2 separate regions of the Mus musculus genome follow, and region 1 is linked to region 2. Evidence: chromatin contacts called from ENCODE Hi-C data. All regions are on one chromosome and are shown on one strand. The core of a region is the stretch at or near the end of the contact, and the rest is flanking DNA. Distances in the headings are between cores, read along the strand shown.

The links. Hi-C counts contacts between places; a loop is a spot of excess contacts on that map.
Region 1: a loop to region 2 is called in a map of heart, with 2.6 times the contacts of the local background. The contact joins the promoter of Fam110a here to the promoter of Psmf1 in region 2. A Hi-C loop is called at or near these places in 1 of 37 maps with a recorded cell type or tissue (heart).

The regions. Positions count from the first base shown.
Region 1 is chr2:151,976,936-151,981,683 of GRCm38, reverse strand. Fam110a (family with sequence similarity 110, member A) reads left to right here and starts at 1,465. Exons shown (of 2, transcript NM_146127.3): 1 at 1,465-1,691.
Region 2 is chr2:151,739,185-151,743,572 of GRCm38, reverse strand. It overlaps Psmf1 (proteasome (prosome, macropain) inhibitor subunit 1), which reads left to right and starts at 2,263. Exons shown (of 7, transcript NM_212446.2): 1 at 2,263-2,562. The coding sequence starts at 2,434.

The DNA.
Region 1 (4,748 bases), core at 216-2,715, 240 kb before region 2:
CTAATGCAGCTTACAGACGCCATCAGAGAAGGTTTTCTGTGCCATGGACAGCACAACTGGTCGAGGGGCTGGGAATAAGAGTCTGTGGAGGGCTCTGCCACCGGTGTGAAATATGTATCAAATCAGGACGGAAAGACTGTAAGAGCCAGAGGTCAGAGAGGACCAGAGTAAAACAGACTCTTGTGGGCACTTCAGGGCCACTGCGCCGGCAAACCACAGCAGCTGTGGTTGTCTGTACATGATCAAGCCAGTTAACATTTCAGTACAGAGAGGGGAGAGGCTATGAGCCCCCACTGGAGGAGCTAGTTAGTTATAGCTGAATGTTTCTGGGGGAAGGAAAGTCAGTTTTTTAAAGGGTTGCAGCAGATTAGACTTGGTGCCTTTTAAAAAAACAAAAACAGGAGGAAGAGAGGGTGGGTGTAGGAGGAGTTAAGGGGAGAGAGTGCGGTAAATACGACTAAAATACACTGTGTTTATGTATTAAATTCTCAATGAATGAATAAAAGTATTATCTTTTAAGTGTAAAGGAATTAGTTGCTGTTTGTTATTGTAAATAGGCTATGTTTATTTAAATAGTATGGTTATGTATTTAATATCTATCTATGCTGTACAGAGAGTTTTGAAGTATGCTTAAAACATGACACTTCCTTAGCATTCTCCCATTGTTCTTAAATGTCGTTTAATCTAATCGTTGTAAGTTAATGCATGGTATTCCCAGCTGGAAAGCGGCGTTGAAGGTAGGTACCTCAGAGCTGGGTCATGAGTCCTGACAAGAATTATGTAGAAAGCTCGATTCAGCTTCTTTCCCAGGATCGACGTCTATAATTGATCTGGTTTTGATAAGCACAGTGGGAGCTACGGGTGTGCCCGTTTGAGGATTGACTTGCCATTTCAGGTTAGGGGAACAGAGAGGGAGAGAGGATTGTGGGTAAACACACAGAGAGGTAGCTGCTGAGTTGGAAGTAGGGCCTAGTTTGGGGGGTGGTCACTTAGTACCAACTCATGGGGAGACTTAAGTCAGGCAGCAAGTGTGAGGACTACTTGGGCAAAACGCATGAATTCCGAGTCAGCCTGGGCAACTTGGTGAGACCCTGCCTCCAAAGAAAAAAGTGAAGGGAGAGAAAGCTAGGTATGGCATAGACCTATAATCCTAGTACTAAGGAGGTTGTGGCCAGCCTGGGCTAGGCTAGTTATGTGTGAAGGCCCTGCCTCAAAACCCCAAAAATATTGGTACTAGTGCCTGTGCAAAACCAAGCAAACAAATTTGGGACTAGTAACTCTTGCAGCTGGAGACCGAGGAAGTCCAGCTGGAAGAGAAGAAAGGTCTGCCAAGGCCTGGGCAGCCGGAAGGCCAAGCGGCCAGCTGGGCTCCGGGCAGCAGTCGCCCTGCTGCATCTGCGGCTCCTGATGTTGCCTGGCAACCCGGGTGGCGCGCCGTTCGAACGGAAGCGACGGGCCAATCAGGAAGTCCGGGGCGAACCATTGCAGCAACGGGGACGGCGGGCTCACTTCCCTTTCCTCTGGGGCCCCAGGGACGTTCTCCCGGAGGGAATCGTGGGACAGCCAGGGCGTCCCACTCGGAAGAGCTCGCCGGTCTTCACACGTAGTAGCCTTCTCAGGTCTGCAGGGACCACCAGCTGTCAGCCTCGGCAGCCGGCGAGGAGCGGGATTCCTCTGGACGTGGGCTGCAGGTGAGCATGGGGGTAGGAGGCGGAGGGTCCCGGGGCAGTGCCCACGCATTAACCCGGGCAAGAGTCTCAGTACAGGGGGTCGACAGAGGAGAGTTCGTGTCTAGTGTCCAGCCCAGGGGGCCAGCAAAGGATCCAGGCTGTTTCCCTTTCCCACTCTGCAGTTCCCGCTCCTGGCCGATCAGAGGAACCCCGCGGGTTACTCTTTAAGGGGCTTATTGGGAAGACGTGGCTCAGGGGATCCCAGGGCTAGGCTACCCGTGCCCTACCGGCCCTTGGAGTTCCCCTTCAGGACATATACCATTCCCTCCCCATTCGCAACTTTTCTGCCTTACAGGGTTCTACAGAGTCCCAGTTCCCAGTGCTGCCCTCTCAGAGGGCCTCCCTGGGTTGAGTCCCTAGGACTGCAGGGCAGGGTTGAGTCCCTAGGACTGCGGATCCAAAGGCCTTGGAAGTCATGTGGATGTGTGTGTGTGTGTGTGTGTGTGTGTGTGGTACCTCTAAGCCAGAGTTGCTGGAACTGGACTTGAGAGTTGGGTGCAGGGTCAGACCCTCCCAAGTAGAGCATCTAATTTAGGCTGGACTCTTACCTACCCCCCTGTTGTTGATCTCGTTTCGTAGGTGGGGAATCTGAGGTTCTGTGAAGTTGAGGCTGTTGCTCAAAGGCACAGACTTAACTATGCAGAAGTCTTCAGTCCTTGACACAGGGAATCACCGACTCGATGGAGGATCTCTTATGAAGGGAACTACTCTTCCTCTGAGCCTCATTCTGGCTCTGGGGGAGCTGTGCTTGTCCATCTGTCTTTGTGTCATGCTCCCTACTCCAACTCTTGTATGGCCCAAGCTGGCCTCAATCTTACTATGTATGACCAGGCTGGTCTTGAACTCTCCGTCTTCCTAAATCTGCCTCCTCGGATGACAAGCATGTGCCACTGGCACACCAGTTCTGTGCCATTTTCGGGATAGAACCCAGGGCTTGGTTTGTGCTAAGAGAGCAATCTACTAGATGAGTTACACCACTGCCTCATTTCTTTCCACGTCGTCTAGCTTCCTGTAGCCTGATCTCTCCCCGAGTGTCCTGTTTTTCTCAGTAGCGTCTGTTCCATATTATGCGTGAGGTGTCTTATTAAGCAGTTTATTATCTTCCCCAGTGGAATGTGTCGGGCAAATGAGATGCTTAGCACAGGCACAAAAATGTCAGGGTGGCCGAAACTTGCAGAATCAAGATGATCAAAGCCAACATCTGTTGGCCATTTGCTGTGTATTGTGCTGGGGGTGGAGCAGGATAGGGTGGTGTCACTCAGGTGGACTCTGGCCAGCAGAGCCAGCATAGGCATTGTTATGAGCACACACACACACACTCTCTCCTCCAGCTACCTCACTTTAGGCAAAATGACAGGTGCCTCCGTGCTTCAGTGATTTGCAGCAAGCAAGAACTGGACAGACGCAGAATGGCCCTCAGTAAGGACTGATGGGAAATAATCCGAAACTCCTTAGATACTTTTGTGGCACCAAGAGGAACATAGATGACTAGCAAAGGGTCTGGGTGAGAATTACACACATAGCATGATGCGCTTTGCAATCCTGAACCCTGACTGTGGGCCAACTAATTGAGAAGACACAGACATAGTGATTACATCTACAGAAAGTTATGAGGTCACTGCCCTGCCTGGGGTTTGTCATTGGCTGTGTGAGTTTGGGCAAGTTTCTTCACATTTCTGAGCTGGGGTAAAACACTGCATGTGGAGTTCAGGCCTAGGCAGGACAGGAAGTGGGTGTGGCCACAGGCCTAATTCAAGCCTCACCTTCCTATCCTGGGTCAGGCAGGCCCTTCCCTAAGGCCTTGCTTGTTAGTCTTTCTGTCTCTCCTCTCTCCTTCTCTTCCTCCTTCACTGCAAGTCTGCCTTTGTTCCCATTTTTGTCAGGGTGCAAACTGAGTCCCCAGAGTTTGAGTTAAGTGGAGAGTGTGTGCTGGAGTGGTTCACGCAGGAGTTCACTGTCCTAGGCATCCTGGCCCCTCCCATGGCAGCCCACTCCTAACTCCTTGAGGTTTGTACAGAGCTACTCTGAGCAAGGCTGACTCCAGGGCAAGCCAGGGCATGAGCCTAGTGAAAACTCCAGAAATAGCTTGGAACCTGGCCTGCCCTGGAGAATGCCCAGCAGGGCGTCCAACCTGGACAGCTGGGCTGCCTCTTCCCCACTGCCTGGAGCCTTCTTGATCCTCTCCTGCAGCAGCCAAAGGCCTCCCTGTCTATGGAGCCTGATCCGGCTTTCCTTTGAAAGGACAGAGAAGCAGGTGGGAGGTACAGAATCGCATAAAATGATCAACCCTAGAAATCCCACCTTATACTGGGAAGAGAGGACACACGGCTGCCTGGGCTTAGAATGCTTGCCCCGTGCTGAGAACTTTAGCAGTGTGAGCTGTGATTTCGGTCCACTCTATGAAGTGAGGGGATTGCTGCTTTTAATGCATGGATGCGTATCCTGCAGCAGGCTTGTGAGAGGACACTTAAAGGAGTCAGTTCTCTCCTTCTACTGTGGCACTGAACTTGGATCCTCAGGGGACTGAACTCGGATCACGAGGCTTGTATGGCAAACACTTTCACCCCAAGCCATGTCTCTGGCCCCAGCGTCACCACTTTGAAGTACACAACTCTATACCCAATAACCAGTCATTTCCCACCCTCAGACTCCCCGGCACTGCCACCCTACCCCGCTCCTGGTGTTTTGACTCTGTGGACACAGAAGAGTGCAGTCGCTGTCTCACTGGATTCCGCTTACCGCACTCAGCCTGCTGCCTTCAAGTTCCGTTCATGCTGCAGCCGGCAGCTTTCCCTCTTAAAGGCCGAGTTACCGACCAGACATGTGTGTTTCACGTTTCTTTACCCCTTCACTCGTCGGTGGGCACTTTTGGCTGTGGTGACTAATGCTGCCGGAGATTCAGTGCAAGGGTTTCTGCTGGCACACTGTAGATCCTTTGAGATGAGTGTTTAGAAGTCTTTAGTCCTAGGTGTTTCTCTGATCACCACTCAACCTGTAAGGGACTGCTGTGCTGTGTCT
Region 2 (4,388 bases), core at 1,014-3,513:
AAACATCTCTGAGATCTTTCACTCTCTCTCCTCACTGCTTGCCAGCAAGTGTGAGTTCCAACTGCTCTCAGAGGCTTATCAGGTACCTCCTTTAGCCCAATCCTCCTGCTCGGCCCTGGGAGCAGCTCTCAAATGAGCCACTCAAGCTCCCAATGGGATCACCTGTAGCCTAGGATGGCCTTGAACTCATCACCAATATGAGATTGGCCTTAAACTCCTTATTCTCTTCCCCTAGGTCCTAGGATTACAGACACAAGCCACCATACCTTCAGTATTGGCTTTTAGGGGAAGCCCCATTAAGATAGGCAATGGTATATAAAAGAAAAGGGAAATGTGTGAGCTGCAAGCTATAATCAAGGGAATGCAAGCTAGTGTGGAACCAAGGGGCCGGGGTGAGAGCACTGGTGGCTTAGGAGGCAAGAGGCCTCGTTACAAAAAGATAAAACAACAGCAGGAAAAAGAGAGAGTAAAAGAAAACCTTAAAAGCACTAATAAAGCTGGCCAAAAGTCCAGCCTGTGTTTTGCTATCATCATGAACCAGCAAGCCTAACCTACTTCAGTGATAAAATTCTCAGCCCTTCTGGAGCTGATAGCTTTCTCTGTTGCATGCCTGCCCCCTTGGCACACCACCAAACTCCTTGAGCACAGTGTGGAGCAGTGGTTCTCAACCTTCCTAATGCTGCGGTCCTTTCATACAGTACCTCATGTTATAGTGACCCTCGACCATAAAATCACTTCATTGCTACTCCCTAACTGTAATTTTGCTACTGTTATAAATCACAATATAAATATCTAATTTGAGGGAAATCTGCTATGCAACCCCTGGGGGTCATGACATCCAGGCTGAGGACAGGTGTGGAGAGTAGTTAAAGATGAGGAAGAGATGAGAGGGGCAGTGTTGAGTCTCCAGTTACACGGGGGTAGCTACATTTCCCACCTTGGTGCCTTCACGTATGCTATATGCTTTTACAGGAACATTTCTTCTTTATTCTTCCATGAGAGTTCTGTGCAATTGGCCATTTCTTAATCCAAGAAACCCTTCCTGATCCTTGCTTGGAACATAGGCTTCCTGTGGGCCTTGTATAGCTCTCTCAGCACCCCCAAATGACAGATTTCATACTGGATTGCTTTTTGTCTATTAAAAAGAAACACTACAAAGTTCCATCAGGGCAAGACCTGTGGCATGTTAACCTAGGCATGAGAGCTGAGAGAAGTCAAGGTCACTGGAGCCAAGGAGATCAGAGAATGAAAGGACACTTGGAGGTGATATCAGAAAGGCACAGGGCCTGTGGAGTGAGAGGGTGACAGACCTAGAGTGAACTTCGCCTTTGAGGTGTGGCTTGGGCCTAAGGAACATGGTCTTCCCTGTGTTTTAACAGAATCTCTCTGGTTGTAGGGTGAAACCAGTGTAGCATACAAGGCTGATGCCAGGCAACCAAGAAAAAAAAAATGACAATGGTTTGGGTCATGGTACCAACCAACATGGCAAAATTTATTTGTCTACAAAAAAGTATTGGACTTCAAGAAACATGGAGAAACAACAGGTGGTTAAAAAAATCTTGATGGAGATTGGGGCACAAGTGGCTAGCATTTGTCAGTTATCTCTGGGCTCTAGATGTGGTCAAAAGCTGTGTTTACTTGGGTGAAGTCATTTCACTCTTTCTGCTCTTTATATCACTCGCAAAGTGAGGATGGGTAATAAAATATACCCCATGAATTTGTTGAGAGGGGATGTAAAGGTTTTGGCACAGGATTTAGCATGCAATCAACATACATATAAATGCTATCCTAGAGACCAAATTACCAGTTCCCAGGGGCACCTCTATTGCTCACTGGCTGATTGTGACACGATTTCCAAATCTATGTAGTGGCAGAGTACTGTCATCAATACCAACTGTATAATACTGGATCTGGAAATTTTGATAAATGCATTAAAGTTTAGCATGTAGAATAAAGTGCTATCAGGCAAGAAGTACTGCAGGCATGCTAATAAATTACGATGAAAACATCTAAGACAGATTGCCTAAATTTTCCCCCGGCCTAGTACACACTCCACTTCGCAGATGAGAAGTCTACTGTAGTTGGTAGAAGGCAGTCTCTCCCCAGGAACGAACAGCCTGGCACTCAGCAGTCGCCTGCTGCAGGCAAAAAGGCTTTGAGAAGATAAGCCCTAGCCTGCGCGCTTCTTAGTGGAACCTTCTAGTTCGGTGCAGGTGTTTCCAGCCCGGAGCACGCACAAAGTCAACAAGTATTTCCGGTGCGCGTCTCTGCGTTTCCGCGTTTCCACTTTTCCGCGCAGGTGCGGACAGAGCCGAAAGCGAAGGCGGCATCAAAAGGCGTCGCTGCCGCTCGCGGTCCCGCTTCTCTTAGGCGGAGCGGCTTTCTGCATAGTCCCCTCCTTTTCTTCCTTTCCCACAGAAGCCGCAAACATCCATGGCGGGTCTCGAGGTTCTCTTCGCGTCGGCCGCTCCATCCATGAGCTGCCCGCAGGACGCACTCGTCTGCTTCCTGCACTGGGAAGTGGTGACAAACGGCTACTATGCCTTGGGCACGGGCGACCAGGTACGCGGGTGGAGGGGAGTCTGCAGCCCGAGGCCCAAAGGCCTGCCCTGACCGTGCCAAAGCCAGGGCCCGAGCGAGGCTTCTGATGCCGCACTTTAGCGCGCCTGGTGCTGGTGCCGACAACGGGCACAGCGTGCGTGTAAACTCGGGAACGGACGTGTAAAGGCGTCCCCGACACAGCCGGGGTTGTGTGGATCTGACTGAGACAGGCTAGTAGCTTCCTCAAGGTCCTCATCCACCAGTTTACCCAAAGCATCTGCCGTAGAATACTCCGTGCTACACCCTCAACTCCAAGCATCTGGATTCAAGCACTGGTGTGGCAGTGAACTTTGACCTACTCAGCCATATTCTAGGACCCCTTCTTCGAGGGGACAGTGTTTGGATTTCAGACTTGAATGCTGCGTTTGATTCTTGCTGTCCGTTCTCCTGAAGTACTTTCTGGGCTCAGGCTGCCCTTGCCTCCATTCTCTGCTGATGGGTATGCGTTTTCAGGGTAGAAGCCAAAAAAAAATTTTTTTTAATTAATTAGTTAAAAATTGAGAGGCCATTAACTGTTAATTTATCTACTAGAGAGTTTTATTTTCCAGCCTGTGGCCAGCAGATTAGTAATGCTTGCTGGACTCAGCAGGTATTTGTGTTGGTCCTCTAGCTGCCTCCTGCCACCCTCCTTCTGTGGGTGATGAGAGGAACAAAGCACGCACTTGACTGGGTAATACCAACTCAGCAGCTAAAGAGTCATGCTGCCCACTTTCTCTTTGCTTTTTTGCCTCCAGTGCTATAGAGCTGGGCTTGTAATATTTGATCTCAAGAACATGTTTGTTGACTTGAACAAACAGGCATTGATTGGTCTCCTTATTGAGGGCACGGCTACTCCCCATGAGAGCTCTGTAGCCGTGTGAGATAAGGTCAGTGGAGGGCCATGGAGATGGCCATAGATACGAGTTAGAAAAATTGGCATTGTGTTGTGGGAGTCTGAAGATTATAAAGAGAGAATGACCTGTTTATGTGTGCAGTTTTGGTTGGTTGGTTGGTTGGTTGGTTGCATTCTAGCCCAGAGGCACTAGGGTGAGCCCAGTGGCCATTAAGGAATGTTTCTAGCCTCAGGATTTTGTCTATAGAAGACAGCTAGCTTTACCTTTCTTTACCTTACCAGTCTGTCTGGAAGAATCTCCAGCCTGCCCTGCTCTAACCTTTCATAGGTCGCAGCCACTCTCAGGCCTTTGAGTCTTCATCTGAGGAAGTTACATGGTACAAACATATGCTTTCGTTATCTGCCAACCATAGCCTTGTGGGACACTTGATATTTTATATCAAGGTGCAGAGGACAGCCACATGATGTGTTGGGCCTGTCTAGCTTCTGTTTTCTGTGGAGTATCCGTTTCACCTTACCACAGTGAGGCTGTGAGCTTTACCTGACCCTAGCGATTATTTCTTGCTCCGGAATGAAGGTGTCGAGGTGGGGAGCAGAGCAGGTTGTCTGTAAGTCAAGAGCGCCTGCTGGTAGGGCCAGTGCTGTCCATGTAGGACAGGAGAGAGTCAAAGGTCTTGACTGAACACAGGTAAGGTCTGCCAGCCCTGCCTTAAACACCCGAGTCACCCTTGAAGTCCACACCACACTAGGAAGTTACCCAGAAAGGCAAGAGGGTTTCTCAGGCTGTGGCTAGCTTCAGTTTTGTTTTCTCCTTACTCTCCTGTCTCTGCTGAGGCTACCAGTCTCCTTGTCACCTAGCCAAGTTTGATTGTGACTCCTCTGGCAAAGGATTTCCAAACACCAGGGGTGGCCTCCCCTGCACTTGCTGTGTAAAGTCCTTCATGTGTGGGCCTTT